Linked DNA regions of Mus musculus: region 1 is linked to region 2. A link is a loop called in an ENCODE intact Hi-C map of the cell type or tissue named here. Cell type or tissue: left cerebral cortex. All regions are shown on one strand. Each heading gives the region's core, and the rest is flanking DNA. Links, peaks and the distances in the headings are about the cores only.

Region 1 (15,291 bases), core at 4,361-12,360, 92 kb before region 2:
TTCTTCAGAAACCCTTGTTCCATGCACAGTAGGGCCACACCCTACAGGTTAGGGGTGCCGGGGTATTAGGACCACTAGGGCTACACTGTGCCTGCCACTGGGCTCCGTGGGGTTTGGCAATGCCTGCCTTAGCCGTATTTTTCAAGGGTTGGTGGGTTGACACATCTCCCAGCATTGTGGAGGCAGTAGTCTGGAGCTGAGCTGTGCCCCTTTCTAAGCCAATCCCAGTAGCAGCTTTGAGTAGCTGAGTCCAGTTTCTTACCCTGAATGTAATGATCTACAAATGACGCACTTCCATCTTTTATGCCAGACTCAAACTTCAAAGTTACCCCCCCACACACACACACACACCAGTTGATGAACACCTAGTCCAGCCCCACAGCTTGGCCCCTGTGAACAGTGCAGCACTCAGTGGGGATGTGCAGGTGCCTCTGCCATAGGCTTAGAGTCCTCGAGGTGGATTCCAGGATTGCAGTTCTCCCTCCATCCCTTACGTTAACCTGGTGACATCTACTCAAATCCAAACAATGTTCCATTCTCAGCCTGCTGTGCGTATGGCGCCTTCCCGCCAGCTCTCTTGCCTTTGGGTCATCTCAGGGTCTCATTCCCTCTCCTTCCCTTTACTAGGTGTGGGTCTCCAGGTAGAGGATGCTTGGGAAGGAAGGCACCACCTCAGGGATGCAGGGATACAGAGATGTAGGATGCAGGGAGAGATGCAGGGATGGGGAGAGAGAGATGCAGGAATAGAGATATGCAGTAATGTAGGGATACAGAGATGAAGGGATGCAGGGAGAGATGCAGAGATGCAGGGATACAGAGATGCAAGGATATATAGATGCAGAGTTGCAGGGATGCGGGGAGAGATGCAGGGATACAGAGATGCAGGGATGTAGGGATACAGAGATGCAAGGATACATAGATGCAAAAATACAGGGATGCAGGGATACAGAGATGCAAGGATAAATAGATGCAGGGATGGAGGGAGAGATGCAGGGATACAGAGATTCAGGGATGGAGGGATACAGAGATGCAAGGATACATAGATGCAAAAATACAGGGATGCAGGGATACAGAGATGCAATGATATATAGATGCAGGGATGCAGGGAAACAGTCCAGTTCAGCTTGGAGAGAATTCTCTCAGGGGCATAGAAATACCCTGTGTGCTTCTTGAGATCTTTCCCATGCGCCCTGCAGCTCAGACATTCACGGTGGGGGAATTGTTTTGTGTCTCTGAGACCTACTTGCCCACCATGTGTGACTGTGCAGGCAGGCCCCAGGCTTGCCTTGCTAAAGCTGCGCCCCTCCAGGGTAGGGGACAATGCTGGACACCCATCAGGAATCACATACAGAGAAGCGAGCAGGAGGGGGTGGGTAGGAGATACCTTGGGACCCTGGCTGGGCCTGGCCTCGGGCTTCATGGCCTTCTTCCTGCAGGATCTGTGACCCACGTGGGCCTCTAGCTTTGCTCTCTGTTCCTGCCAGCCTTTGGCACCAGTATTTTGTGGCAAATGTTAGGCTCATAGTCACAGAGCCCATTTTTTTTTTCCAGACCCTACATCCAAATCATAGGCAGAGTCCCCTCCTACCAGGGCCCTGAGAGAGACGTTCAGGTATCACACAGTCTCTAAGCCCTGCAGGCTCCAGCTGGTGGCTGTCACCCCAGCCCCCACCTTCTGCCCTCACAGCTCATTCCTCTGCTCTTACAGAGACCATGGTCACTGGGCGAGGGCCCTTAGCCCAGGGTAATCTCACCTAGACTAACTGAGAAGCTCTGGCTTCTAAATGAGCCCATGCTCAGAGGGCCCCTCTAGAGAGGTTTTGGAGGCACACACCGGACCTTACCACGGCAGGGTAGGCTGGACCCACACTCTTGGGCCGTCATTCGCCTTTCGTGAATTGGGAAAGCTCCAGACTCATGGGTGGGGGTTAGACAGATCCAGGCAGATGCATGCAGAACAGGCCCTCGAGTATGCTAGCCTCCACCTGGGCTGTGTGACTTGAGGCTGCACCTTCTCTGTCAATCAAATGGGCCACCAGCCCCTGCCTCCTAGGAAGATTCTAGGACTCTTACAGTAAATGTCATGACAGTCCTATCAGGTCAGAGGGGCTGAGCCAGACCCGGGGTCCTGTCCCCTTCCCATGATCTGCTCTGAGTGCAGACACGCTTTGGAAGGGAGGAGACATTTGTGTGGCTTGTTTGGGAGCCTCCCACTGAGCTTTCTAAAAATGGCAATGTCTGGGTTTGGGTTTGTCTTTTGTTTTGGTCCCATGTTCTCATTATGAAAATTTGGGAGTTGTGCAAAGGCAGATAAAAGAACAAAAAGATAGCCAGGGACGGCTATAACTCATTCTTCAGTGTATTTACTTTGGACTCTTTTTAAATTCTTGTGAATTGTCTGAGTGGTTGAGATTGTCCCAGAAAAACAGTATTATACAGCTCTTGGGCATCTCAACAGGGTCACATGTCCTTGTGGACTTCATTTTTAGTGTACAATGCAGAGGTCTAGCCTGGGCTCAGAGTATTCTGGGGGTGGATAGGGTTGTGCTATGGATGGAGGGAGCACAGGGTCAGTTAGTGTGTGGGCCAGGGAGAGCCAGTGGTGATGGCAGCTACTTCTTTTGTCTGTCATCCAAGTGAGATAGTAACTGCCCAAGAGACACTGGTAGCCATCACCTGTCCTGGAATTCTGGGCCTTGGAACTTCACACATAAGTGAGTGTATTTTTGCTTCTCAAATAAACCAGCTGAGCCAGAAGGACATAACAGTACAGCGCCAGGGGAAAGAGATAAAGTTGATGTTAATATTTTCACCTGCTGGCAGGCTCCATTGCAAGTCAGATAAATGCTATGTGCAGAACGCCCCGTCCCCACATGCGTGTGTGCCCTGGCATCTCCAAGAGCCTCCTCCTGCACAAACCTTCTTGGCAGTAGGGGACATTGATGGATCTCTGGCTCCTGCTCAGGCCTAGAGATGGGCAGAGTCTGTGCACCTTGCAGGCATGAGAAGCCAGATCTCGAGGGGTGGGGAAGGGAAGCTTGTGTTCCATCCCTGTCACCACTCACAAGACTGAGGACAAGGGTGACAAGGTCCCTGTGGCAGCTTTCTGTGCTCATTTGGCCAAGGTGCCCATGGCCAGGCTGTCTGTTGACCCTGGGGACTCGCCTTGGCAGCCTGGCAGGTGTTTGGCAAACATGTCCAGATTTGAGCTCATGTGCTCTTGAGCAAGATCAGTGCAAGTTTTCTCTCCAGAGCCCTTCTCAGGGTTTCAGCAGTTAGGAGTCAGGAGACGGGTGAGGCACCCGCTCTGGTGACCCAGTGGGCCTGGGGTACCACCTCCTGCCAAGCAAGGATGTCTAGGCCTTGGCCTCTGAGCAGCAGAGCTGCAGGGAGCTTCTGTCTGCCCTTGGCAGCCAGTCAAGGACAAGGCTCCTGAAGAACTCAGCAACTGAGAATACACAGCCTGGAAGCTGGATCACACGGCCAGATGCTGCCCACTAAAGGACCGTGCACCTTTGGGACCTTCTGATGCTCAAGGGGTAACTCCAGAGCGTTACCTTGCATTCCCACGTCTGAACTGTGTGACCAGCACAGGATACCCACCCCAAGGCCTGTTAACTTCCTTTTCCCTGCCTGCACCCCAGCATAAAAGTCTGAGTGGATGCAATGTTAAGGTTTCAGGGCCTCCTGGGAACCTGGGTATATTGCTACTGTGGAAAGTCTGTCACAGATACCTTGGACGAGGCTGACACAGCTCATGGGGGCACCAGTGTCTTGTTCTAGAGGTTTCTGTGGGAGAGAAGGGCCACGTTCACAGGTGTCCAGTCACAAACAGTTACACTTGGGAAGTGTTTGGTTTTGACATGTCTGCTCAGGCCACAGAGCCTGCTGGATAGACAGCAGAGTCCTCAGAGTGCAGGCACAGAGATGGAGCAGAGCCTGAAGGAATGGCCAACCAAGAACTGGCCCAACTTGAGACCCATCCTGTGGACAAGAACCAGTCCTTGACACTATTAATGATGCTGTGTTATGCTTGCAGATAGGAGCCTAGCATAACTGTCCTCTGTGAGGCTCCACCCATCAGCTGACTGAAATAGATGCAGATACCCACAGCCAAGCACAAAGAGGGCAGGGACTCCACAAGAAGCCAACAGAGTCAACTAACCTGGACCCTTGGGGGCTCCCAGAGACTGAACCACCAACCAAATAGATAGCACACACAGGCTGGACTGAGGTCTATGCACTTATGTAGCAGATGTGCAGCTTGGTCTTCATGCCGGTCTCCCATCAACTGGAATGGGGGCTGTCCCTGACTCTGTTGCCTGCCTGTAGATTCTGTTCCCCTAACTGGGCTGCCTTGTCTGGCCTCAGTGGGCGAGGAAGTGACTAGTCCTGTGTGTGACTTGATGTGCCAGGGTGTGTTGGTACCCAGGGGCGGCCTCCCACTTCTCAGAGGAGAAGGAGAAGGAGAGGGGGAGGGGCTGTAGGGGGGGAGGGGGCCTGGGATCAGGATGTAAAGTGAATAAATAAATCAATGGAGGGGAAAAGGAGAGAACAGATGTTTTGGGGTCATCCTGCACTGGCAGGGAGGAGCCAGAGGGGGGCACTCAGGAGGCAGCAGGAAAGTGGTGATGGGTGTGTGTGTGCAAAAATGAGCGGTGTGCCCTTGTGTAGTGGGCGGCCCACAGTTTCCTCCCTCATTGCTGGTAAACTTCTGCTTCAGTTCCCTGCTGTCTCAGCCTGCAGCCATCTCGAATATCTGCGTATTTGAGCCTCATTTTGAAGATTTGACAGTGCTTGACAGTGAGTTTCCACAGTCGGTTTCCACCGTCAGCATTTACAGCTTCAGTATTTTCAAAAGCATACCGTTTTCCTTGTCCTATCTGAATGAGCTCACTGGCTTCTGTCGGGTCTATGGACGCTGGTCAGTCTGGTTTGAGGAACTCCATGGAGCAGCTCCAAGTGACTGGCTGGGTATCACACTCCTGACAGCCATGGCAACCAATGTGAACTATGACCTTTGAGGTGGCTTTAGTTTCTACTGCATGGAAGCTCTGCTTCACTTCCAAGGGCTTTGTCAGCTTTCTGAGGGATCTGGGAGACCACCCTCTCCACCCTCGGCTGAGGCAGTCTTCCCAGGGACAATGTGGGGAGGACTGTGGCTTTCACTGGTCTCCTGGTCAGCCTTTTTCGTTCCACAGAATGGGCCAGGCTAGGCCAGAGCACGGTCTTCAGGGAGCCAGGTACTCCATTCTGGAGTTTCCTGGCCTCAGAGGGACCTGAGAGTCTGTAGAAGGGTGTGCAGATGTTTGCAGCTTCTTGTCAAGGGGTCATAGTCGACAGCCACCCTCCAGCCAGGAGCCCCAGCAGGCAGCCATGTTCCACTGAGATACCAGGCAGGTGCTCAGACAGAGGCACAAGCACCTGCTTAGCTGAGCGAAGGCTAAAGCAGGAAAGTGCTGGAAATCTCCTGTGACTCCAGGAACCCACTGGGCCCTGGGTTGTTGTGGGGGCCTTGAGATGTGACAGGGGGCTTGCTCAGTGCCTCTCAAGGGAGCCATTAGGTTCCTACAGCCCTGCCTTCTCTATTCCAGAAAGTCAAGTGTCTATTTTTAAGAGAACACCTCATGCCCTGAGAGACAGTTAGTTGAGCTCTTGGGTCCTGCCAGGCAGGAACCTCTGGCCAGGGTTCTCTACCCAAGTCTAAAGAAGGGAAGGGCCATACAGGAACCTACCCAGAAGGCCTTGCACAGGGGTTAATTTTCTGAGACCACTGGATATAGAGTGTGTGTGTGTGTGTGTGTGTGTGTGTGTGTGTGTTGCACAAGTGGGTGTGAACATGTGTGGATATGTGTATTCGGAGCTCATAGGGCAACATTATGTGTCAACCACTCTCCCCTTATTTTTTGAAGCAGGGTCTCTCACTAAACATGGAACTCAGTACTCTGTCTAGATTGGATGGCTAACAAGTTCCATGGGTTCCTCCTATCTCCACCTCTTCAAGGCTAGGATCACGGGCATGTGCCATCATAGCCAATGTTTTACATGGGTCCAGAGGGTTGGAACTTGGGTCTTCATCTATACTTCAGTGTCGCCTTAGTTTGCTTTATGATGCTGTGATAAATCATTGACTAAAAGCAATTTGGAGGAGGGGAAGAAGGGAGGAAGAGAAGGAGGAAGGGAAGGAGGAAGGGAAGAGCTTATTGGGTTACAGATCACTGTCCATCATCAGGGGAAGCCAGGACAGAAGCTCAAGGCAGGGACCTAGAGACAGGAACGGTAGCAGAGACCATGGAGAAGTGCAGCTAACTGGCTTGCTCCCTCTGGCTTGTTCATCTACTTTTCTTATATAGCTCAGGCCCAACAGCCTAGGGATTGCAACACCCACAGTGGGCTGGGATCTTCCACATCAATTAACAATGGAGAAAATGTACCACAGGTAAACCCACAGGCCAGTCTGAAGGAGACAGTTCCTCAACTGAGGCTCCCGCTTTCCAGATGTGTCTATGTTTGCACCATCTTCCCAGCCTGTCTGAAAATCCTTACCATCTGCACAGGCCCTGGTATTCTGCACCAGGCCCCTCAGCCAAGGAGTGACCTATCTGGTCATGCCCTTGCTCCAGGGGAACTCGCCGCTGCCTGTGTATCTGCCCCATATGGAACTTAGGCATTGCTCTCTACCTCTCTTCTTTTCAACAGTTTGGTCCTTTGCATTCATCACTGCTCAAGGCTGGCATATGTGTTCCCTTCACTTAACTGTGACCAAAATGCCCAATAGATACAATTAGGGAAGACGTGGCCGGGCAGCTCAGATCATGCGGTGTGTGGTCGAGACTATCACAGTGAAGCAGAGATTGAATGAGGCCTGAAGGAGGGGCCAGACATAACCCTAGTGACACACCTCCTCCATCGAGGCCTCACCTGAGGTTCCTCAAATAGTGCTGCCAAGTGTATAACAAGTGTCAAAACACAAACCTGTGGGACACTTAGGACTCAACCATAACAGGATATAGAGCCTGTATCCCCAGGACCCTACTCCTAACCCAACACACGCTGAAGCCCAGGATGGGGGGGGGGGGGAGGCAACCACAGACACAGGCCCTGTTAGCTGTAGCCCAGCCTTGGACCAGGGTCCTTGAGTCTTCCTGGTTTTCCAACAATAAATCCACCCCATCCAACGGATAAGCAGGGTTCGAAGTCCATCCTGTCAAACTCTGGCAGTTTTCTCCTTTGGCCACCTTAGACTATTCCATGGTGACCTCAAAGGCTCTGTCCCAGCTTCATTTCTAACACCAAGTCCACACCCTCAAGGAGACTCCCATGGGAAGAGAGAGGCTGACTAATGGCTACTGTGTCACAGTGACAAGAAAACGTAGCTAAAGGAGTGAGTACTGCTTCCCCTCAAGCTCCATCGCGGCTTCTCTGTGACCCTCACCAGACTGAAGGTCTGTCCTGACCACATGTCCAGGAGCACCCCCCTCAGCATGGGAGACATGGCAGCTCCTTGTCTGTCAGTATTGGATGGGTTAGTGAAATAAAGAGAGAAAGCTGTCTAGTCCTATTTGGGGAATCAGAGGGCAGGCATGCAGAGAAGCTATGGGGGCCAGGGCGGGGATCAAGAAGTGAGAGATGGGCCCCAAATAGACACCCTGTCGGCCTAGCAGCACCTGAAGAAGCTGGCCTTCTCTGCCTTCATGTCTCTGTGTTGGAATAATGTAATCCAGACTTTAAAAGGTACACCTCTGCAGCAGGGAAGAAGGCTCGGCTCTTACGATGCTTGCTGCTCTTGAACCTGGATTTGGTTCCCAGCACCCACATCAGACAGCTCATCACTGCCTGCAATCTCAGACCCAAGGGATCTGGTGCTCTCTTCTTGCTTCCACAGGCACCTGTACTTACACACCACACCACACTACACCACACACACCACACACACATACACATACACCACACACACACGTGTACATACACACCACACACACACACACACACACACACACACCACATATATACTCTGCGCGCATACACACACCCTACACATACACACAAACACACCACACATGCCATACACCATACTCACACACAAACACGATGGGAGTGACAGACATCATACACACGGGCATGAAACACACATATAATCCCCTACACTAAGAGCACACACATTACTGCACATGGGAACAAGCACAGGCACCCCCACATGCACGAACCACACAGCCCCACAAGACTAGCACTCTACACACACATACCCTACTCATACAGCCCCCACACTACACACACACACACACACACACACACACACACACACATACCACACACACACATGCACCACACACATACACCCCTACACACACACACCACACATACACCCCACATACCACACAGCACACACACACCCCACATACCACATACCACACATATATCCCCTCACACCACACACACACCCTACTCATACAGCCCCCACACTACACACACACACTTACATACACCACACACACCACACACATACACCCCTACACACACACCACACACACACACACACACCACACACACACATCATACATACACCCCACACCCCACACACACCACACATATACACCACACACACACACAAGGAAAGGCAGTCAGATGCCTGGCCTTCCCCTCTACCCACTACAAGTCTCTCAATAGAAGCAAGGGGGAATCTGTGCCTTACCCATGGCTCAGGATCTACCAGATCCACCAGTGTCACTGTCCCCAAGGGCAATCTCCCTGCTTCCCAGTGGAATGATTGTCTAAAGAAGCAGCCTTAGAGTCCTGTCCCTGTCCTGCCACAGAACCCAGTGCTCACCCTTCTGTGGCCCCCTGCTGGACAGCAGAGACATGGCCCCGCCTCATGGCCTATGAATCACTCTGTCTGACCTAAGCTGTGAGGGTCAGGCGTGGGGAGGAGAGCCAGTCCAGTCTTGTAAACTGTCCGGGGAGCTATGACACCCTGCAGAGTGCTGGTTCCGGAGGACCTGTGCCATGGTCTGCTGTGATGTGGGCCAGGAGCCAAGGTCAGCTTCTGCCCTGGGCTCTGCCATCTGTGCGGTGCCCTCTGGGCTTCTCTGATTTTGTAACCTGGAACGGTGGGCTAGCCACGCAATCTTAGAGTAGAGCAAAGAGCTGAGTTATCATTGTCCCCTCATGTGATGAGTAGTTTTCATTCTTGACATGGGCCAGAAAGGTGTTGGGACCACTGGACTGCCTGCCATCCTTGGCTTTGCTTTAGACAAATCTCCCATGTCCCCTCATCCTGGCCTGAATGGGGACCTTCCCGTCGTCTCTAGTGGTGACCATGGCTCATGGCTGGCTCTGTCATCTCTCACTTACACGGCAGGCCCCATAGCTGCTACTGAGTCAGGCAGGTCTTACAACCTGTTTGGACGGGGGCCACTGAGGCGTGTCCAGGCCCCATGGGTGCTACAGGAGCCAGAGTCCTCCCTCCTTCATGTCCCTGCACTGTCTGCTCCCATGTCAAGGAGAGTCAAAGGCTATGCCTCACTGGCAGCTGACACAAGCCAGGTGATACTGACTCAGAGCAGGCACTTGTTTCTCCCAATGGCTGCGGTGCCCCTGCCCATCCTGCAGAATGTCACAGCCTGTTTCTCATGACCAGAAATGGCCCACTTGAGGAGCATTAGGACAGACCCAAGTCAGTTCTGTAAATAATTGTGTAATGAGGGAATGAAGGAGAAAAAAGCAGGGGAAATGGGGGGGCACTGCCTTGGGTGGGGAGGAGGCAGGGGAGCACTGCCCTGGGTGGGAGGAGCACTGATCTGAGTGGGAAGGAACACTGATCTGGGTGGGTGGGGAGCACTGCCCTGGGTGGGGAGGAAGCTTTTCTAAGCTGTATGGAAGTCAGTCATTGTGTGCAGGTGATGCATCTGGTGCCCTCTGTGTCCCAGGACCGAGTAGGATATATGGATGAGTGCACAGGGAGTGTACTGACCACAGAGCTCAGGGCATAGCAGGCCGACAGGCATGGTTCAGTGACGGGGCTCCGCAGCCTTAGGAAAAGGAGATGACGCTGTGTTGGATGCAGCTTTAGGGACAGGGAAACCACTGCTGAGGTCTGTGGCACTCTAGGTGGTCCAAGGGTGCTAGAGAAAAAGGTGTCCATGATGTGAAAGTGCCATCTCTGGTGCCTGGCCCTTCCCAGTGTGTGCTAGTGGCCCTCAATATATGCAAACCAGTACTATGAACCATCTAAGTATGAGCGAGACACCCAAGAAGCCTAGAGGTAGGACCTTTCCCAGGACACTCTGTGTCCTGCAGGCCCGCCTACCTGGTTCTCTCTCCTGGAGAATTCATATTCATGTCTGACACTGCCTGGTCAGGCTGCATCTCCTCACATGCGCTCTGTTCACAGAGCGGTAATGAGGGCTAAAGTGGGGTTCTTGACCCCTGATGTGCTCGTTGGGCTTGGGAGGCTCAAGAAAGAACCCAGGCTTGGCTTGGCTGTGTCTGCTGTTGTTGGTTCCACTTGAGCCCAAATGTCATCAGGGCCCAGGTAACAGTTCAGGACCTGACACCAAGCTGGACACAGCATCCTGGAATTTGGCGTGCTTGACATGGTGGCTAATGTCTTCTGCTTGGCCATGGGACAGACTGAAGGAAACATGGAAGAGGCCAACCAGGAAGCGGTGGCCCTGTCAGTGTCTCCAGTACGTGGCAGATGTCAGACCCACATCTGTGTGCTCTTAGCCTCTCCATTAGGACCACAGGGATCCATCCCTCTGAGATCAGAGACAACACTTGTGAGATGAGAATGAGAACAAGGGGAGAAGGCGGGGCCGGCTGAGCTGGGTGCCACAGGATGAGGGACCAAGGTCCTGAAAGCAACAGTACAGAAAGGTTGAGCTGGCGAGGAGGCTCCAGCAACACTCTGCACTGGAAGAATGCATGGGCTAGCCTCTGCCACTGTTGATGGGTGGGAGGAGGGGGCATGAGATACGCCCAGGCACCTGCGACTATGTCAGGTACTGTGCCTTTGATGGGACGATATAAGCCTGGCGGGGCAAGGCTGGACCTGAGGAGCTAAGTGTATGTGGTCAGTAATTCCCACAGGCCACACAGGCAAAGGCTGCCCGGCACCTGCTTCAAGAAGCTGTCTCAGGAAATGTGGCTGGCTCACTGGCTTTCTGCACAGCCAAGGGCGAGGAGCCTGGAGATGGGCCTGGGCAGCCTGTACTTTCTTCTCTAAACGGAAGAGGTTCAGCCCAAGGCCTTTGAGGACATTCCATAAATATCCCAGTATCTCCTGCAACCCAAGAGGAATGAATCCGAACTCTGCCAGCCCCCAGATAAGCACAGAGACCTGGGTGGCACTGCCACAGCCCACAGATAAGGTGGCACTGCGGTACCTTGTTTTGTTTCTGCTGTTATCTGATACATTCTTATTATTGATGCCACACAAGGGGGGGCATTCCCTGACAGAGACACTCCGGTGCCCACCCAGGCTGAGGGGCAGCTCTGGCCATGGAGCCCTTGGCCTCTCCTCTTTCAGGCCCCTCCTTGGTACTTGTGTACTGAGGGCTGGCACCTGCTCCCAAAAGGTTGTGTGGGTGCCAACGGGAAGGTATTTCCAGAGATGCCCTGGCGCTTTGAAGTTGGCTGGGTCAGGGATGACCCTGAGACAGGACACCTTTATCCCCTTCCTCCTGGAGCCCTTGTGGGTCCTGAGAGGCCAGGAGGACATGACAGTTGGGATGCTGAGTCATTTCTTGCAGTAGCTTGCTTAGAAAAGGGATCCTGAACACCATAGCATCTCACATCCAACTCCTGAGCCCCCGACTCAGCCCCTCTGGGGGTTGAGGCAATGACACCCCTCTGGCTTAGGGTGGGGCTCTGTCATGGCAGCTGGAAAGCCCATGATGGACACAGGCCCTGTGAGAACAAAGCTCAACCCACTGGACAAAAGTTTCCTTCATTTAAGACATCTCCCCAAAGGTCCCCAAAGGTCCCATCTCTCAGTAACCAGACGGACACTTCACCCTGTCTTTTGGAAGGACCATCGCAATCCTAAGAACCTGCCCTATTTTGATTGAATGTGCCCAGCCTGCAGGCCACGTGCCCATATCCAGACCTGGGATGTGCAGTCTGGTCTTCCTCTCTGCTCGCAAGCCCTTCCTCCCTTGGCTCCAACTCTGGACCAACCGCTCAGCTGAGGAGAGGTACTATGCAGGTGTGTATGTAGGTCACTACACAATCAGGGTGGCTTCTGAGCCCCTCTATGGCACTCCAAAGACAGGACTAGGAAGTTGGCCAAGAGTCCTCCTCTGCCTCCAACAGCCAATTGATACTCACACAGTATCTAACAGCATCCACCAGGGGCATCAGTGTGGACCAGGGACACTAGTGCTAAGCTGGAGGAATATGCTTATGTGGCCCCATCTGCTGGTGTGCACCCTAATCTGGTGAATGCCCTATGCACAAATGCTTCTCATCTGGCTTTGGATGGTTTGTTAGATATCCATAAGCTTTTCTGGAAGTTTCCTTAGATCCCTCAGGCAGCATGGTAGGAGGACAGATGTACTCACAGCTAACATGTATCCCCTGCTCTGCAGACATCCGATATGGACTCCCCTAAGATTGTACTTCTCAAGGATAGTGGTCCATCTCAGTGGGCTTTGTTCTCAGGCAAACAGGGGGCTGAGCATCTTATCCAAGCCATGTTCCTAGTGTAGTTTTGGGGAGTGGGTACTTCGTATGTAGTCTCTAGATGGATATGATAGAGAGGTGGTGGCTGGATGTGGCTCTCTGGCAGGTGAGCTGGGTGGATGAATAATTGGTGAATGGGTAGGTGTGCGAGCTGATAAGTGGGTAGATGGGTATATGGTGGACAGTGAGTTGACAGACAGGTGAGAATAACAGTCACCTGTACTGGCTAGTTTTGTGTCAACTTGACACAGCTGGGGTTATCACAGAGAAAGGAGCTTTAGTTGAGGAAATGCCTCCATGAGATCCAACTGTAAGGCATTTTCTCAATTAGTGATCAAGGAGGAAAGGCCCCTTGTGGGTGGGACCATCTCTGGGCTGGTAATCTTGGGTTCTATAAGAGAGCAGGCTGAGCAAGCCAGGTGAGGCAAGCCAGTAAAGAACATCCCTCTGTGGCCTCTGCATCAGCTCCTGCTTCCTGACCTGCTTGAGTTCCAGTCCTGACTTCCTTGGTGATGAACAGCAGCATGGAAGTGTAAGCTGAATAAACCCTTTCCTCCCCGACTTGCTTCTTGGTCATGATGTTTGTGCAGGAATAGAAACCCTGACTAAGACAGTCACCTAACTGTGATAGCTAAAGCATTCTGTGTGCCCAGTGGAGTGCCACAGAAAGGCCATGACCTGGGAGAACAAGAAAATTAGCTGTCCAAGGGACACTGAAGTCTTACTTTCAGTGACAAGGAGATGACCTCTCCAGGCAAGACCAGGAACTCGGCTTCCCAGAAAACTCAACTTTGTCCTTTAGCCTCAGCACTCCTTAGCTATAGGACCACAGTAGGGGACAGAGGCAGTCTGGTGACACTGGTGGCATTCTCAGTGGTCTAGGCCATGCTGACGGGGTGTTCTGGGAAACTGCTTCTGATAAACCAGCCCCCTTGGAGGCACCGGGTGCAACAAGCTCATGCTACATGGAGACCTGAAGGCAGCCGGCTGTGAGGACCTTGGGAAGGGAGAATGTTGAGCAACCAGGAGAGTCCTGACTCAGTCTGCTGTCTGGGATGCAGGGCTGATTCTCAGGCCTGCTTCTTGTTGGAGTCTGACTCCAGAACAGTGGGTAAGAGGATGCGTCAGCTCCCAGCATTGCCTCCCTGGGCTATGTCCTCCCGTGACCCCTGTAAGGTCACTCTGTCGTCTCCCTCAGTAGTCCTGGAGACAAGTCTGAGGCAGAGAGGTCAGCTTCATGGGAGCAACTGAAGGCTGACCTCTGTGTCCCCAGATGAGTCACCTTGTGATGATTACCTTCATCATCCACAGCCCAAATAAGTTACCCTGAGGAGGGGAATTCCTGTCCCCAAACCCCATGCTCCCTGTTGCCCGCAGAGCTCATGAGTCACGCCTCACTGCCTATTTTTAGGTCCTTTTCCTTCAACGCTGCTCTGGGAACTCACTTCCCCCACACCCTGCTCCAACAGACCTCGAACACGTCTGCGTGTGGCCCGGTGTCCACTGCAGTGTGACCAGATCATAGAGACTGAGATTGCTGCAGCCCACCCTACCCCCACCCCGACCCCCGCGCTGGGAGTTCTCCAGCCCAGTTCAGCAGCCATGATGGTCACTTTGCCTTGTTCAGCTAGAGCAGGTCTGGAGTGCCTGAGCAGTCACCAAGCAAAGAAAGGTCACTAGGTCAGAAGAGTCAGCCAGTATCCAGAAAGAATGCACTGGGCGGCTGTCAACTCTGGTCCCAGGCTGTGTTTTTCAGCATCCAGAGCAGTCCCACAGTGGACACCCTGCTCTGCCCATCATCCTAGGAAGGGCTGAGTAAGACCAGCAACTCAGCCATTCATCTATTTTAGAGGTTCTCAGCCTTCCTAACTCCACGGCCCTTTAATACAGTTCCTCGTGTTGTGGTGACCCCCAACCGTAAAATTATTTCCATTGCTACTGTTTGCTACTGTTATGGCTGATAATGTAAATCTCTGTGTCTTCCAGTGGTCTTATGTGACCCCTGTGGAAGGGTCATTCAACACCCAGAGGCTGAGAACAGCTGACGTTCGTGCTGTGGAATTGACCCTGGGAGACCAGGTATGGAAACAGATGCTGAGAAGCACAGGGGCTGGTGGGAAAGTTCCGCTGAATCAGGGAAGGAGGATGGATGGGTGTGGTGTCAACTGAGCAAAGAGCCGTGAGGTTTCCCAGCAGTGTCCTCACACTTGAGGCCCCACCAGGGTCTGTAGAGAGCCAGTCAGACAGTGCCAGCCCACCTGACGGGGTCTTGATCAGGCTGAGGTGAACCCAAAGAATTACCGTTGTAACGTTACTAGTCATGGTGTGACAGATGAGCGCCCCAGCATTATGGGTGCACACGTGCATGTATCATCCATGCATGTATCAAGGTGCCCCATGCTGTCCAGCCCTTTGTCACTGACATAGCAGCCAATGAGATCAATTTACGAGAGAAAAGTCTTATTTGGCTCATGGTCTCAGAAGTTCAAGTCCATGGTCTCGCTGTCTACCTTGTTGAGTTGGGTCGGTGACGATGTTGCGTTGTGGCAATAGTTCATGGTAGAGAGAGCCTGGTCTTCTCATGGCTGCTGGGAAACAGAGAGAGCCAGG
Region 2 (15,291 bases), core at 4,871-12,870:
GGCCTAAAAGCATACAAAGCCCCTTCAGGGAACAAACCCTGTCTATGCCCCGCCCCCACCCCCAGCATCTTTTCTTCCCTAGGCCTCATTTTCCATGTTTGTGGTATATAAAGCCCAGAGCAATCTGCATCCCTGGGACTTCAGGCACTGCTGTCCTCACGACTCTACCTATGACATGTGCGCTCTAGGTTAAGCTCAGAGGGCTTCCTGGAGGCGCAGGCTTCCTGAGAAGGTTTTAAAGGAGAGAAAAAGCTTCCAGTGTCCAAGATGAGAGCATTGCAGGTCAGGGAGGGTAGTGTGATGGACGGGAGGGTGGATCCCATCTGTCTTCATGTCCAAGCCTCTGCAGTGGAGCAGACAGTGGGGCCCACCACCCAGGGTCCAGCAGAGGAGGCAGGAGCAGCGTGAGGAGGTGGCCTGTGAGGGTCTTGAAGAATAAGTGAAGATTTCCCCAGCTGGCAGAGGCTGCAGTTGGAGGAACTTTTCAAGAAAGGGGAAGATCAGATACAGAGTCAGAAGGAGTAAGAGACCAACTATGCAACTCATGCAGCTTGCTTTGCCATGAGGGAGAGAGGTCCCGAGACCTCTGCAGTGTGAGTCCCTCCTGTGGGGGCCAGGAAGCCACGACACTTCTGAGGGACAACATGGCACCACAGTCTGTGGTTTAGAGGGCTCACTGGAGGAGTCCACGGATATTTCTGTAAATGTCATCTGATTGACGGTGACCCTCGACATCAGATGAGCTGGGTTGATGGCGTGACTGCTGTGCACTTGTGGGGAGAGGGCCTCATGCCCTGAGCCACATGTCTACCACAGTGACAGGGACTCTGTGGGGCAGGCCGCATAGTGAGGACAGGCTTGGTGCTGAAGAAGACTCTGAAGTGCGGTGGCTGATGACATCATTAGACTTCTCACGATAGAGGAGTATAGTTTGTGGCCAGCATAGTAATGCGGGCCAGTGGGAGAGAAAATGAGTTACCCACAAAAGCCAGCGAAGGATCTAGGGTGACGGCTCAGTCAGTGAGCGGAGGGCCTGAGTTTGTATCCCCAGCATCTGTGTAAGAATAGCAGCACTGTGCAGATCTCAGCCTCGGGGCTCCGGAGACAGGAGAATCCCTGCAGCTCACCAGCCACACTGTCTACTTAACTGGCAAATCCTAGGTTCAGCGTAAGCCCTCGCCTAAAGTTAAGATTGAAAGTACTAGAGGACACCCAGTGTTAGCCTCTGCCTCCCTACACACACACACACACACACACACACACAGAAATCCACCAAGACTAGTAAGAATCAGCACCTGTGGGAATGTATCTGGGGCTTCTCTGAGCACTCAGAACACTGTCCTTAATCCCCGTGGAGACAGGGCGGGGAAAACCAAAGCATGGAGAGACAAGACAGTGTTGGCATTTGAACCTGGAGTCTCTTAAGTTCACGGCCCCTCGTCATTGAGATAGACAAGTTCCCAGGTCCAGGTTTTTGCAAGAAGCCCACCAGGAGCCAGAGCTTACGTCATTATCACAGCGGAGTCTGCACGTCATATGTACCCAAAGTTTTGGCTTTTTCCCATAGGTTTCCTTCTGCCTGTTTTTTTTGTTTTGTTTTGTTTTGTTTTGTTTTGTTTTTTTACATCTCTGTTCATGTATTCATTCAACAAACACAAGCTCTCCTACATGGCAGGCATGCTCTGGGCCCTAGAGTCACTGCCACTGGCTGGCCTGGAGCCATTGGCCTTCACTGTGGCACAGAAGGAAGTCTGCTGACTGCTGTCCTGTCCCTGTGAAGTCAGAGGGGGCCATTGTTCAGACTGTAGCAGCAGGTGGCAAAACGGAAGCATGGGTTTTTCTTTAGTGTTGCCAAAGGAAAGAGGCGCTGGCTTGAGTCTGGCTGGCCCGAGAAGGATAAGTTATCTGGAGAGAGAAAGATCCCAGGAAACTTGCCATGTTTTTTTTTTCCCCCTAAAAGAATGTTGGAAGTCTCAGTAGCCAGGTACAGAAAAGACAGCTTGGGCACACTGAGGCCATTCAGGGTGCTGACGCAGACCCAGGTGGCAGAGAAGGACGCTGCTGTTCACCACAGACCCTCAAAGAGCCAGTTGTCTGCACACCCAGTGGGCACCCTGCAGATGGGCGAAATACTCCTCAAAGTGCCTTTCACACAGACCTTCCTCAAACTTTCCCCGGCACCCCAAGGGGTGATGGGCCGGGACGTGGGGATCCACAGGCTTACAGAGAAACACGGGCATGATGATTTGGACAGAGGGACATCCAAGCCCCTTCACGGGTCAGGTTGGGATGCAGGGATGGGAGGAAGGATGCAGGCTAGCCTCAGGCTGCTGTCCCTCTTTTCCCTGCCCAAGGAACTGCCACTCCTTGGACCCAGCCTGGTGCCTCACACTGGCCGTGACTCATGAAAGGGCCCATTCATGCCCTGGCTGCTGGCTTGGGTTACTGCAGCCGCTGTTCTCCACTGCCTCTGTTTTCTTTTCATTAGAACTCCAATCCTGAAGGTCTGTGCTTGGCTGAGTCAGGGGTGCTCCAGAGCGGGCGTCTGGACAGAGGAGCCACCCGTGGGCCCCAGCTCATTCACTGGGTGGCAGATGGGGAAACTGAGGCTGCAAGGCCACAGAGTGTAGGAATGGCTTGGGCTTAAGCTGCTACGGTACCTCAGACACTCGGGACCTCTAGGGGCAGCCAGGAGGCAGGCTCTGGTGAGATGAATGGAAACCCAACAGTTTCTTTCAGAAATGCCCAGGGCCTCTAGAGACCCAGCCTCCTATCCTACACACAGGAGCAGTGTTTACCAGGGCTGGGAGAACAGAGGTTCTAGCACAAGCCCGGACCCTGCAGTGTAGCCCCGGCCTCTGCTAAGAACAATTTTCCAGGTTTTCAGACAGGTGTTCAGGACCTTCTGTGAAGAACAAGAACCTCAGGCAGTGCCCAGGAGAAGCCCTATGGGAAGTAAGAGGGAGGGCTTCCCGGAGGAGGAGGTGTCAGCATAAGAGCCCTTAGAGTTGGGGTGAAAAGGCTGCTGAGCCTCACACATCGGAAGACCCTCTGCCTTGGAAAGTCAGGGGGCGTGACCAGCTGCATGCTAAGTGAACGTGGGTGGGTGCGTGTCATCCCTGTGTGAAGCGCTCTCAGGAAGGTCATGTTTGCCCGCCCCCTCTTAAAAAAAAATAAAATGGGACCACTTGGAAGTGAGGCAGAAAAGTCTCGCTCGGGGCTCTGAGTCATGCGCCACCGTCTGTCTGGAATGTCTCCTCCTGGCCCAGCAGCTTTGGCATCAGCCCTCAACCCTCCCTAGCTGGTCCTGACCAGCCCAGCCTCCCAGTACAGATGAGATCAGGATGGTATGACCGTAGACCCCTCCTTTCTCCCTCCCATCTCCCTCCCATCTCTTGCACCTCCTTTGTCCCTTCTATCTGACCTTCCTCTCTTCCCATCCTCTTCTCCCTCCCCTCTACCGGCTCCCACTCAAGGTACAACAAGGCCCCTTATACCACGAGGCGCTTAGAGACGAGCTGAGAGCATCACTGAGGTCTATTCATTCCTCTTTGACTTCCTTCCTCTACCCCAGAGCCTGCATGTTGTCTTCGGATGCCAGGGGAGAACTTGGCTCCACTCTCACCCGACACCAGGAGCAGGGTAGCCTCGGGGATCCCAGAAAGCTATTCCCAGGGCTGGCACCCCAGGTCTTCAGGGGGTGCACGGGGTTTTCCTGCCTTGGACAGCAGTTGCTATGGACGACTGATCTTAACCCCAGGGCCCCTCCTATGGCAGGGCATATGAGGACAGAGACATGGAGGCCTCTCACTGGCAGCTCTGCCTTCCTGACCAGGGCATGTGGGGATGGCTGTGAACCCAGAAGAGCAAGAGCAAGTAGACGCTCAGAGAGGTTGCTGACTCCCCCAAGGACACACAGCTGGCAGGAAGTGGGGGTCGGGAGGTGGGGAGGTAGAGCCAGGGCCTCTAGTGAACTCTTTGGATGGCTACAGACCTGATCTTCGGAACTGACCAGTGGGATCCACAGACACCCCATGCTCCTAGCGAGCTACACGGCTCTACTTCTGACCAGCCGTACAGGGGATCCACTCAGCACTGATGTGGTGGCTGTTCCTAGACAGATCCCTAGAGTTGTCAGAGCATCCTGACGAGGAACGGGCACAGGACCCTCTGCTTGCCTCCACAGGCTGCAAGGCCCAGGACAGAGAGTGGAGACCCACCACTGCCCTTCAGGCTTTTCTGCTACCTGAGGTGCTGAACTGGCCATGGTCAGAGCAGGAGAGCTTGCTTGACCCAGAGCCTAGGGCCCAGGCTGTTTCCAGTCTCCCCTGGCCTCGGTGAGGAGGCAAGACCTGCAAAGTAGTGTAATGGCTGTGCCCAATGTGTGTGTAATGGCTGTGCCCAGTGTGTGTGTAACAGCTGTGCCCAGTGTGTATATAACAGCTGTGCCCAGAGTGTGTGTAATGGCTGTGCCCAGTGTGTGTGTGATGGCTGTGCCCCAGTGTGTGTGTGATGGCTGTGCCCCAGTGTGTGTGTGATGGCTGTGCCCAGTGTGTGTGTGATGGCTGTGCCCCAGTGTGTGTGTGATGGCTGTGCCCAGTGTGTGTGATGGCAGCGCCCAGTGTGTGTGTAACGGCTGTGCCCAGTATGTGTGTGATGGCAGTGCCCAGTATGTGTGTGATGGCTGTGCCCAGTGTGTGTATAACGGCTGTGCCCAGTGTGTCCCACCAGCCCCCATTCTCCTGCCTGGGCAGGCTTCTTAGCGTTTCCAGCCTCAGTTTCTCCTTTCTAGCAACTGACTTTGAAAATGCCCAGAGGAATCCAAGGAGCATACAGTGGTCTGAGTCTCTGTTGGGGCTGGTCTATGGGGTGGAACACCGCTTCTCATCACTTATTAGAGTGTCCTGATGACCAAATGTGACTGGTGCAAGCATGCAAGGCAGGGTGAGACTTGGCCTTCAAAGTGTGTGTGTGTGCACGCACATGCATGTATATGGATGGATGGATGGCTTGTGGCCACCGGCTGAGGTAGCCAGGGTCAAACTTGCTGGAGTGTGACAGTGTGGTCCTGCAATCCACCAGAGACTTCTGCTCCTCCCACCCTGCTCTGTGCTGGTGGTGTGGTTTGTTTCTGCATCGGGCAGAAGTTAGAGCGATGACTCAGGAGCACTGCTGGCTCCCTGGCCACCCCAGAGCCAAGAAGCCTCTGCCAGAGGTAGCCAGCGCTGGCCTTGTGTGCTGGGTTGACTAGGGGCTTGGTCAGGGCCAGAGACCTGGACTCTCTCCTTGTGGCTGGATAAATCAAGTTAGCATCTCTGGCTGGGCCACGATTTCCCTAGAGAATGAGGGCTCAGAACTCCCATCCCTTCCCCAAAAGTTCATGCGGGGGGGGGGGGGGTGAAAGGCAGGAGCAGAGAGGTTCCCTCAGGAGCCTCTTCTCTGGCCCCAGGTGTGTGTGTGTGTGTGTGTGTGTGTGTGTGTGTTAGCAGCTCCTCCCAGGACAAAGAGGTCATTCTGTCAGGAGCTCTGGCTCTTGTTCAGGACCGAGAGGAGAAGATGAGGCTGCCGGACATAAGTCCAAGGCATCCTTGAGGAAGGACCCTGTCACTCAGAAAAGTCTCATAACAGCATTCTCATGCTCATGTGACTGATGTCTAGAGTGAGAGGAGACCTTGACCCTGCCATCCTGTGCACACCGAGGCTTCACAGTGTTACTACGGCCCCACCTGTGCCTCAACATCACTGATCAGTCACGGGTAGCCATGGGAGAGGATGCAGGCTTTCCAGTCAGAGGACTGAAGACAGCACCAGAGCCTGGAAAAGGGGCAGCAGCTTGCCAAGCAGAGGAGACCTGCCTTGCTATGGCCTCCTGAGCAGTAGGACAGGGCTGTAGGCCTCACACCCACCTGACTCGAGAATTACAGGGCCTGTCCACTGTTAAGGCTGTAGCAGCAGGTGGGGGCACCAGTGACCTCGGTTATTGTGTCTGTAGCCTGGGCAGTGTCCAGAGGCACACAGCTAGAGAAACATGTGTCCAAATACTACATGCATGCACACATATATGTTTATGTGCACACATATGCATGTATATGTGTTCGCAGATGCACATGCCCCAAGCACATACATATATACATACATACATACATACATACATAAACACACTGGTATATTTTGAAATCTTGGCCTTCCTTAAAGTTAAAACAGATATGTCTTCCAAGGTCTCCCGGGTGGGTGGGACCCCAGCAGTAGGGACTGGGAAGCCTGGTAGCTGGGGTATTCCTCCACTCACAGTTAGTTTCTCAGACCCTTCCTGGATGTTTTCTGAGGAGCAAGAGATCCTGGGTCCACAGGCCCAGAATGATACTGCGGAAATGTGATCAGAATTCCAGAGCTGGGGTGCAGGGCAGGGTGGGGGCCTCTCAACCCAGATTCTATTCACATTTGCATCCCCTTCGGGCTCACTCACTGTCACATGCCACACTGCACAGTCCCAGGAAGATCAGCTTTGCCCTGCAGCACACTGCAGCTCAGGGCCATTCACAAGTGAGTGGTTCAGCATAGGCCTTGGGACCTGCCCAAGGCCAGGAGTTTCCCAGGAAGCATCCTGGAAGCCTGCGCCCAGCCTTGCTTTGCATGATAAAGGTGTTCCCAGGAGTGAAACTGGAACTTCTGAGTGGCAGCTAGACCTACTGGGGGTGGGAGCTGTGGAAGGGCTCTTTCTGACAGGGTCTCTTTCCGTGAAGTACCCCCGCCTGTTGAGAAGCCCACAGATCAATGGTCAGTGATCCAGTTCATCTAAAGTGGAGTCAGTGATCTTCTCTCTCTCAGGACCTGGGGCTGTGAGCTCACATCGTGTACGTGTGTGCGTGGAGACCAGAGGTCGGCTTCAGGTGCTGTCCGCTTTGTTATGGAGACAGGTTACCCTGGAGCTCACCGAGTAAATTAAGCTGCCTGGCCAGCTAGCCCCAGGGATCTGCCTGGCTCTTGCTTCCCCAGCACTGGGTTCAAATACACGCCACACCTTGCCTTTTTACTCAATGCTGGGGCATTGAACCCTCATGCTGAGCTGAACATCTTAACATAAGCTCTTCCAGCTGTGTGGCCTCTGGCAGATTCCTGATCTGTGAAGCTTGGGTTCATGTTAGATGTGGCATTTTGTCAGATGATCTTAAAGGTGCCCCTCCGTCTCTAGAGACCTAAATAGCTCCTTCGGTCCCCACTACGTTCCAGTGTGCTCATCCCCAGGCTGGATGATGGCCCAGTAGGAAGCCACCAAGGTTGATGACTTCGAGCTCTGTGTTATGACAGAAGCCCGCTGGACATCTACTCCAGGCCGCAGCACCTTAGAGTGTCAGACTTATGTACTGGGGGGTAGGGGGAGGCTTAACCTGAATTTTCCCCTAAACAGGTGTCAGCTATGGCCCGGGCCCTAACCTTCCGGGACAGAAGCCAGAGGAAGAGGTTTAGTTGCTTTTGGTGGCCCAGGGACTGGGAGGAGCGAAGGATGGATAGAGCTGCGACTGGAAGCCACACGGTGGAATGGTGGCAGCCGTTTCCGAAGTTGCGCTGAAGCCAGGCTTTCCGCCCAGCGGCGTGCCAGCTGTAGAACTGGCCAAGGAGCGTGTTGTGGGGGGAGAGGGTTGGTGACCGGGGAGAGAGTTTCCCACCAGGCCGGCGTGGCTAGGTGGATCACATGAAACCAACACCTAGGAAAAGCCGTGCTAAAAATAGCCGGGGCGGGGCGGGGGGGGGGGGGGGCGCAAGCGTGTAACCCAAGCCGGGGCGCTGCTGTGCGTCCGGCCTCCGCGCGAGCGCTGCCCGCGGACCGGCCCGGGAGGCGGCCCTCTGCTCGCACCCCGCCCCAGGCGCAGCGCGGCGGCTCGGTGCCCGGCGGACGGGCGGGCGGGCGGCCGGGGCGCTGCGGGCGGGGATGAGCGCTGGGGCTACGCGGTCCGGGCGCGGGCGCCCCGCGCGTCCCGGGAACTGGAGCTACGCGCGGCCGGGGCGGAGGTGAGTGCGCGTCGCTGGGGTGATCAGGGACGGGTGCGGTCACCGCGCTGCCCTCCAGGCGCACGGCTGGCCTCGGGTTCCGACACACGGTGAGACGAGCTGCAGGCGCCGAGTACCGAACTCGGGGCTGCCTGGCCCAGCCCCTGAGAGAGCTGTTGGGGATGTCGCCCGCGAGTTGCGAAGCACAGAGCAAGCATCACCAGAGCCCAGGGGAGTCGGAGCCACGGGGCTGCGGGAGGTGAAGCGGTAACTCATTCATTGCGACTTGGAACCGTTCGTATGCTACTCCACCGCCGCCCGCTCGGGACCCCCTAAGGTCTGATTCCGCGGGCGGGATGGGGTCCGGCTAGCGGACTTGAGGGTCACCACGCTCTTGCTTCCGCCAGGAGGCCCATCGCGCCCCCACCCACCCTGTGCTTTGGGGCAGCTCCGCTGGAGGAGTCCACGGAGTTAAGCTAAGCCGACCGCGGAGACACTGCGCCCCTCGTGGCGATGGTGGGAAGGGGAGGGTATCGTAGCGGGATTCAATCGGACTTCCAGTGGCGGCCTGGACCCTGTCCTGCACCCGAGACCCCAGGGTAGAAGCAGGGATGTGCATAGCAGACAGGAAAGCGGAACAGCCGGGCTGCTGAGTGGGGCTCGGGCTCCAGCTGAGACAGTTGATGGCTTTTCTTCGGGCTCCTCTGAGCCGGCTGTGTGGGGACTGTGCCACGTGTTACTACTGCATTTAATCTTCCTAGTGAAATGGGTGGAACCCCGTGCTCTAGATGAAGAGGGTCAGAGTGGCCTGTGTTGCACAGCTGGAAAGCAGCAGAGGTGCTGACAGTCCAGAGCCACACTGCCAGTTGACTCTGGTCCAGTTCCCCCTGTTAGAGGGACAAAGGTGTGTCGAGGCCTCTGTGTCCTGCACTGTCCCAACCGTCTTTACTCAGCCAACACCCAAGTCCGGAAAATAACAGACAAGCGGGCAAAATGCTTGGGCATATTGACGGGGCCAGTCGGGGAGAGCAGCAGCTGGCCAGCAGTCCCTTCAGGATGGCATAAGCTTGCCTGGCAGGTCCCTTTTGCCATAAGCTTGGCCTGGCAGGTCCCAAACAACTGGGCAGAGCCAACAGAGTGTGTCTTCCTTATTGTGAATGGGAGAAGGCAGCAGAGGACGGCACAGGGTTTCTTCAGTCTGGGAGATAAGGTGAGACAAAGCAAGTGGACTCCAGGCTGTCAGTATCCCAGGGCATTGTAGAGGCCGTGGGAGAGCCAAAGAGAGCTCTGAAGTCATGAGCTTACAGTGTCAGTGATTTAGTCTCCACAAGACCCCACCCTCCACCGACCCAGGTCAGTGGCTGCTTGTATGCCCCCAGCGATGGCCTCTCACTCCTTCACAGCAGCCTGAGCCTTCTGTCCTGCCGCTACTGGAGGATCCGTTTCAGCCCAAGCCCCTAGCTGTCAATCACCTGGAGTGACAGGCGACACAGTAAGCCTGGAGTTGCCACAGTTGCCTTGGAGAAGTTAGTGGTATGTCACTCCCCACCAAGTCTTTGGAGCATGTACCTTTTACAACTTGGCATTGCAAGCCAGGAAGTGTCCTGCCACCTGCTTTGGGAAGCAAGCCCTGGGTCTTTCTCTGCGTGCCCTTGCTAAGTACTGACATGGCCTGGAAGCAGAGGCCAGGCCACACACTGAAACTTATGTGCAGCCTGGGCTTCTGGGCCAACCCCCAATCCATCTTGGGAAGAATTCCATTTCTGGGTCTGCTTTCTCCTCTAGAGCTGCAACGGTGTGGAGGAGGGGCATACTTGCACAGGTATACCCAGGCCAGGGGCAAGTGTGGCAGGTAGCATGGCCTTGGGCAAGTCACTAAACCTGGCTGGTCCTGGGCTCCAGCCGATGGAAGCAGGTGGCCAGGTACTGGACTGCATCTGCTTCTTGTTTTCCTCATCAGCCCTCCATTGGCCTCACCCCATTTCCTCCTGGAACTCGTGCGTGAACAATGAAGGGTGAGAGGGCCTTTAACACAGCCCCTTCCTCCCACACCTACCTGGGACACTCAGTTCCCTTCCCTCTTGGGACACCTCCCATTCTGTCCCTGTCCTCGATGGCCATCACCAGAGCAGGTGAAGCCGTGTCCCCTCTCTAAAAGGAACAGCAGCTACAATATGGCCCAGCCCATCTCCAAATAACATTCTGCACCCAGCACCTCTGACTGACACCCTCAGCCCCGTTCTCTGTGGAGCTGACCCATAGTGCTCTGACCCAAGCATGGCGGGAGGAAGGCTCCAAGTGGGCTCTGGGCTTTGTATTGAGGTGACATGGCTCCCTCACGACCTGGAAAGGTTTCTTTGGCCTCTCTCTTTTTGTTTGTGCTTGCCATTCACCCTGGGGCTGAGGCTGGGGCTGAGGCTGGGGCCAGGGCAGTAGAAGCTGTCAGTGTTATCCTGCAGACCTGTCATGAAGTCTGCCAGCATCCCACCATTTCCAGTGGTAGAAATCCGGTCAGTACGGGTGAGTAGTGGTTCTTTGCTGCGCTAGCGTACTTTGCTCACCAAGAAGCCACAAACCCCAGGGCATCTCATCATCTGTATCAGAGCCTCCGCTTTAGCGCCATGATGTCTATGCCGTATGCGAGCTGCTATTTCTGTTCCCAAGGACTGCACTCAGCCTAACCCACTGTGCACACTAGGGAATGACCTCCCTCCCCAGAGACACAAAGAGCCAAGGCATCTGTCATGTCCGGCAAGTCTGTCATGTCTGGCTTGGGATCCCTTCTCAGGTGTTTAGTGCTCATCCATGGTATGGGACATGGTGCAAAACAGGTCCTAAGGCTGCAGGGACCCACGCAGAGGTGCCTGGCCTGGCTGAGCTCAGCAGTGAGGTTCCTGCCACCAGTTGTTCCTCAGCACTGATCGCTGCTCCTCGAACACATGTGCACGCATGCACGCATGCATGCTGCTGCTGCTGTTGCTGCAGAAGCGTGTATTGAGTTCAGACTGGAGCAAGTGTGCCTGGCAGAGTGGAGCAGGGACTGTGACATGTCTTTAAACCATATATTTCCGTGTCCAGCCTGGCAGGATTGAAGTGGTCTCTGGGAATTACACTGTTGGCTAAGTGGAGCCTACTCTAGAGAGGCAACGCCCAAGCTAAGTTCTGCTTATGAGCATGGAGAGGCTACAGAGAGGCTTGTCTGAGGACACTGCCATGCACCCAACACTCTGCTATCCTACCCTTCCCCCAACACACACACACACACACACACACACACAGTCTCTTCCATCACTCAGCATGTAAAGGGCCCACTGCCTTCTGGGAGCTGGGATCCAACTTCTCTTTTTCTCTAAGTGATTCTGACCTGCACACCCCATCTCCACTCAGTTCTGCTCCTTCCAGATGAGAGGGGTGAGCCCCGTGGATAAAAAGAATATTTATTAGCTTGGGACCTATTTATTAGCCTCAGGCCTAACTTCATTCTGTCCTGGCCTTTGCAGTGTGTAAGACCAGGACAGACATGGAGCCACAGTCTGTATAAAAGTGGCCAAGAATGGGAGGCCTCTCTGCCTACCCTGTCCCCGACCTAGGGTGTAGTGTTACTGAACAGGCTTAGAGAGCAAAGACAGGTGAGTGCCACTGTGAATGGCCACACATGTGAGTCGCTGGAGACTATGCCCAGGAGACAGGCTGAGGAAGCTTCCCCTCCCATCCTGGCTCCTCCTGCTGGTGCTGGTGCCAGTGGCAGAATGGGGGACATTCCGTCCCCTGGCTGTCTCTCACAGCGTCTGTCCTGTGTTTGGCTGCTCCGGGGCTGGCATCTCAGCCAGCCACCTAACAGAGTCAACATTCATGAGCAGCAGTCAGGGGCCCCAGCCGGCTGGGGCACTGCAGAATGTGACCGTTAGGAGCGCCCCTGAGCGGCATTTTCCACATTCCTTGGGGTTCACCGGGCCAATGCGGCCTTGGCCGTGTGTAAACAGGCCAAGGCTCTGCAGGACCTGGATGTGGCCACTGGGCACCACAGGAGCGGGAGCATGGAATGCTGACTCCATGGCTGGCCAGTCCAGGAGCCAGGCTGCTGGTCTGGTCCTTGAAGAAACAAGTCTTTTGGCTGAGGCTGGGTGCTAGCTGCGGTGGGCACCATCACCATCCAGTGCAGCCTACAAGGCAAAGGCCTCGCCTCCCCCACCTACCACTTACCACACAGCACCCACCACACAGCACCCACCACACAGCACCCTTTCAAAGTGTAAAAGTCCTATGGGGTTTAGTACGCTCACAGAGCTGTGCACTCACAATCTCATTCTAGAACATTCCACCACCTCCCCCACCTCTTCCCAGCATCCTCTAATCTCCTCTATCTCTACCTCTATGGATTTGCTTATTCTGGACATTTCATGTGCATATGCTCATGCTCTGTGGCTTTCTGTGTCTGGCTTCTCTCACTGGATGTCATGCATTCAGGGCTTGAGCAGCTGCCTTGGTCAGAGCTTTCGCCTCTGGCTGGCTGGACAGTGTCCTCCCCAACCCCCCCCCCAAGGGCTCTGTATGCCTGTCACTGCAGTGATATGTGGTCGTTATGCATCCTGCTACTATAGACATATATGTCCAGGTGTTTCTGTGGGCATATGTCTTCATTTCTCTCTGGTAATTCCCAGCAGAGGTGCTGAGCCCGAAGAGCCACCCGATCTTGTTTGCCACCATGCCTTGGGCCATGTCACATCTCCACAGGTCAGTGAGCCGTAGGAGCCGTGTATCCCTTTCTGAGGTTGAGAGCCATGGACTCTAGTGGGTAATGCATCGTTCAGGGGCCAGATTCCCGCTCAGCCGCAGACAGAATCATCAAGGCAAAGAGAGTTGTGGTTAGGACCCTGAGCCATGTCTAGGGGACGATTCTGTCCTGCAAGATACTCCATCCTATCCCTCCTGAGATGCTAGCGTCTCCACGTACGTTCTTACCTCACACTGGGCTGGACTCCAACTTCTATGCAAAGCATTCAATGCCTTCCTCATGAGACCCTGAGCTACCCGGACTCCTGCAGGAGACTGGGCCTTCAGGAGGGACCCTAGAACATGACCAAAAACCACATCCTATAAATCTTTCCCATAGCTTCCTTCAAGGGAGCCAACTGCTGACCAGGGTCACTGTGTGTTAAAGTCAGTGGCATGTCCGACCCTTGGGGAGCTGCTTGCTACAGGCTCTGAACTGCCATTGAGTGTGGGAGATCTTGCCCTGCACCTAGAAAAGAGGCTCCCAGAGGTCAGGTGAATCATTCAAGCCTGCCTGAACCCCAGGCGGGTGCTTCATCCCGTCTGGCCGATCTTGATCTGGAACACACTCAAGATCGGTAGACCAAATGGGTAGCATACACACAACTGTTGGTGAGGCACTTGCCCCAGGCTACCCAGTGTAAGTACTGATGGTCAGAGGGACCAGGACACGCTGTCCAATCCCCTGTGGGCCCTGGACATGTATTCCTGCTGATGTAGCCAGGGCGTCCATGTCAGGTGGATGGGGTTTGACAGGGAGAGGGCGGAGTTTACATGACAGGGCCCTCAGCACCAAGCACCTATCCAGGGAGAGCCTGAAGCCAGGCTGCACCCAGGGGCAAGGAAATACAGGGAGAACGTGAATGGCCTGCCTTGGAGCCTGAGCTTGCACACCAATAGCACACCAATAGTGCTGGGGCTTCCCCAGCTTGAGGGCCCTGAGAGTGGCCAAGGGGAGGTGCCAAGGACAGGGTCTGCAGGCATGGTGGGACTCTACCTGAGATGGTCATCTTCCCAGGAGCAGGTTGCTGTTGTTGTGTTTTATAGGCAAGGAAAGGGAGGAACGGTGGGTGAAGGGACTGCCAGGAATGGTTTCTATCTGCCATCAGGAGCCCAGGGCCTGTGGGTGTCATGCACACCTGGAGGGCCCAGGTGCTCTTGGAAGTTCACACATGAAAGATTCTCTGGAAGGTACTGCTCCAGCAGGTACTGCCACCAATGTGAGGCCACCAGGGCTGTGCTTTGGTTTGTCACCCAAGGGCCTGCTCCATGGACATCAAGTCAGGCCTGTGATACTTATACTGCCCCAGCTTAAGAACAAGAAGGCTGTGATCGGGACATACTTTGTCCAAAAAGTATGAATGTCTACTTATTCTGTGTGTGTGTGTGTGTGTGTGTGTGTGTGTGTGTGTGTGTGTGTGTGTGTGTGTGTATGGCTGGCTATCTGTGTCTATGTGTCTGTATGTAGGTCAGAGGTCAGCCATCATCCACCTTGCTTTTGCAAGAGAGGGTCTCTCATTGGCCTAGCATTTGCCAGTTCAGCTAGGCTAGCTGCCAGGGACTCCACCTGTCACCAAGTCACCCGGGTTGGGATTACGAGCATGCACCACCATGCCTGATTTTCCTTGTGGGCCTGAGGGTGGATCTCACACAGTCAGCACCTTTCTGATTGAGCCGTGGTTCCAGCCCTGGATGTTCAGTTCTTTGGGCTGCTGCACATAGAACATTGTTGTAAAGGGGTTTTCTTGGGTGGACAATACACCCTCTTTTTAAGTCTGTGACTCCTCTTGTCGTCATATCCACTTGGCTCGTGGCTGTGCGGCGCTGAGAGACTCTAATGCCTTGGCCTGCTGACTGACACCCACAGTGTCTGTCTCTTCGTGCTTTTGCTCAGAAGTTGCCTGAGCTGCTGGCTGGCTAGCTGTAGGGTGAGGTGTATCCCTGCCATTCCCTTTGAGCAGGTAACTAATGGAGATCAAGGAAACCGTTAGCCCCCCACCCCCACCCCAGAGCTATAAGTCTCTGAGATACATTCGCAGGATGACAGAAGGTTTGTCAAGCATTCCTAATAGGACAGAGGAATCCAAGCAAAGGAAGCAGCAGTGTGAAGGTCCAGGGACACATCCCTATGGCTCGTCCTGACCCCCTGGTGTTCCTTGTCTGCCGCTGATCGTGCTCAGCCGCTGTCTGTATCAAGTCACGCCAGCTGGACCCTGTGCTGATGTTATCAATTAGTAAATGGAACGGAGTGTGGACTCCCCTGTTACCCACTATCTACGAAGCCCCAGCAAAGCCATACTTTGTAGAGGACCTACCTCCTCAGGTCCCCAGTAGAGAGACAGGATATAGCTACTCTGGGAACACTGAGGTAGCCGAAGCATGTGCAGAGTCCCAAGGGAACCGCACTGGCAGCACTGGAAGGGTCTCAAAAGTGTCACAGATCGAGGTCGCCAAGTCACTCTGGGAGAATTGAAGGTCCATGTGCTATGAATGTGGCTCTCCATGCTTCTCAGCTCTGGCATCCGTGGC

What was found. A loop is a pair of places that touch in the nucleus more often than their neighbours do. Peaks named below come from ENCODE experiments on the same cell type or tissue, not always from the same donor. Only the 100,000 strongest peaks of a DNase experiment are listed, where the experiment ranks them.
Region 1: it touches region 2 in a loop (2.2-fold over the local background); 5 of 42 quality-filtered maps call a loop at or near these places.

Annotation. Positions count from the first base shown.
Region 1 is chr8:122,131,079-122,146,369 of GRCm38, forward strand. It overlaps Gm39268 (a long non-coding RNA gene), which reads right to left. Exons shown (of 3, transcript XR_879282.2): 3 at 14,684-15,269. It also overlaps a transcript of Zfp469 not described here. Among named protein-coding and RNA genes, the nearest start is that of Gm39268, 11 kb to the right of the region's middle. In left cerebral cortex, for the core only: CTCF peaks have their summits at 4,593 (motif pointing right), 8,855 (motif pointing left) and 12,358; DNase peaks (open chromatin) are centred at 4,655 and 8,937.
Region 2 is chr8:122,222,402-122,237,692 of GRCm38, forward strand. Zfp469 (zinc finger protein 469) reads left to right here and starts at 7,873. Exons shown (of 3, transcript NM_001362883.1): 1 at 7,873-8,010. In left cerebral cortex, for the core only: CTCF peaks have their summits at 8,504 and 11,909; DNase peaks (open chromatin) are centred at 7,568, 8,469 and 11,778; H3K4me3 peaks cover 1,569 bases; H3K27ac peaks cover 686 bases.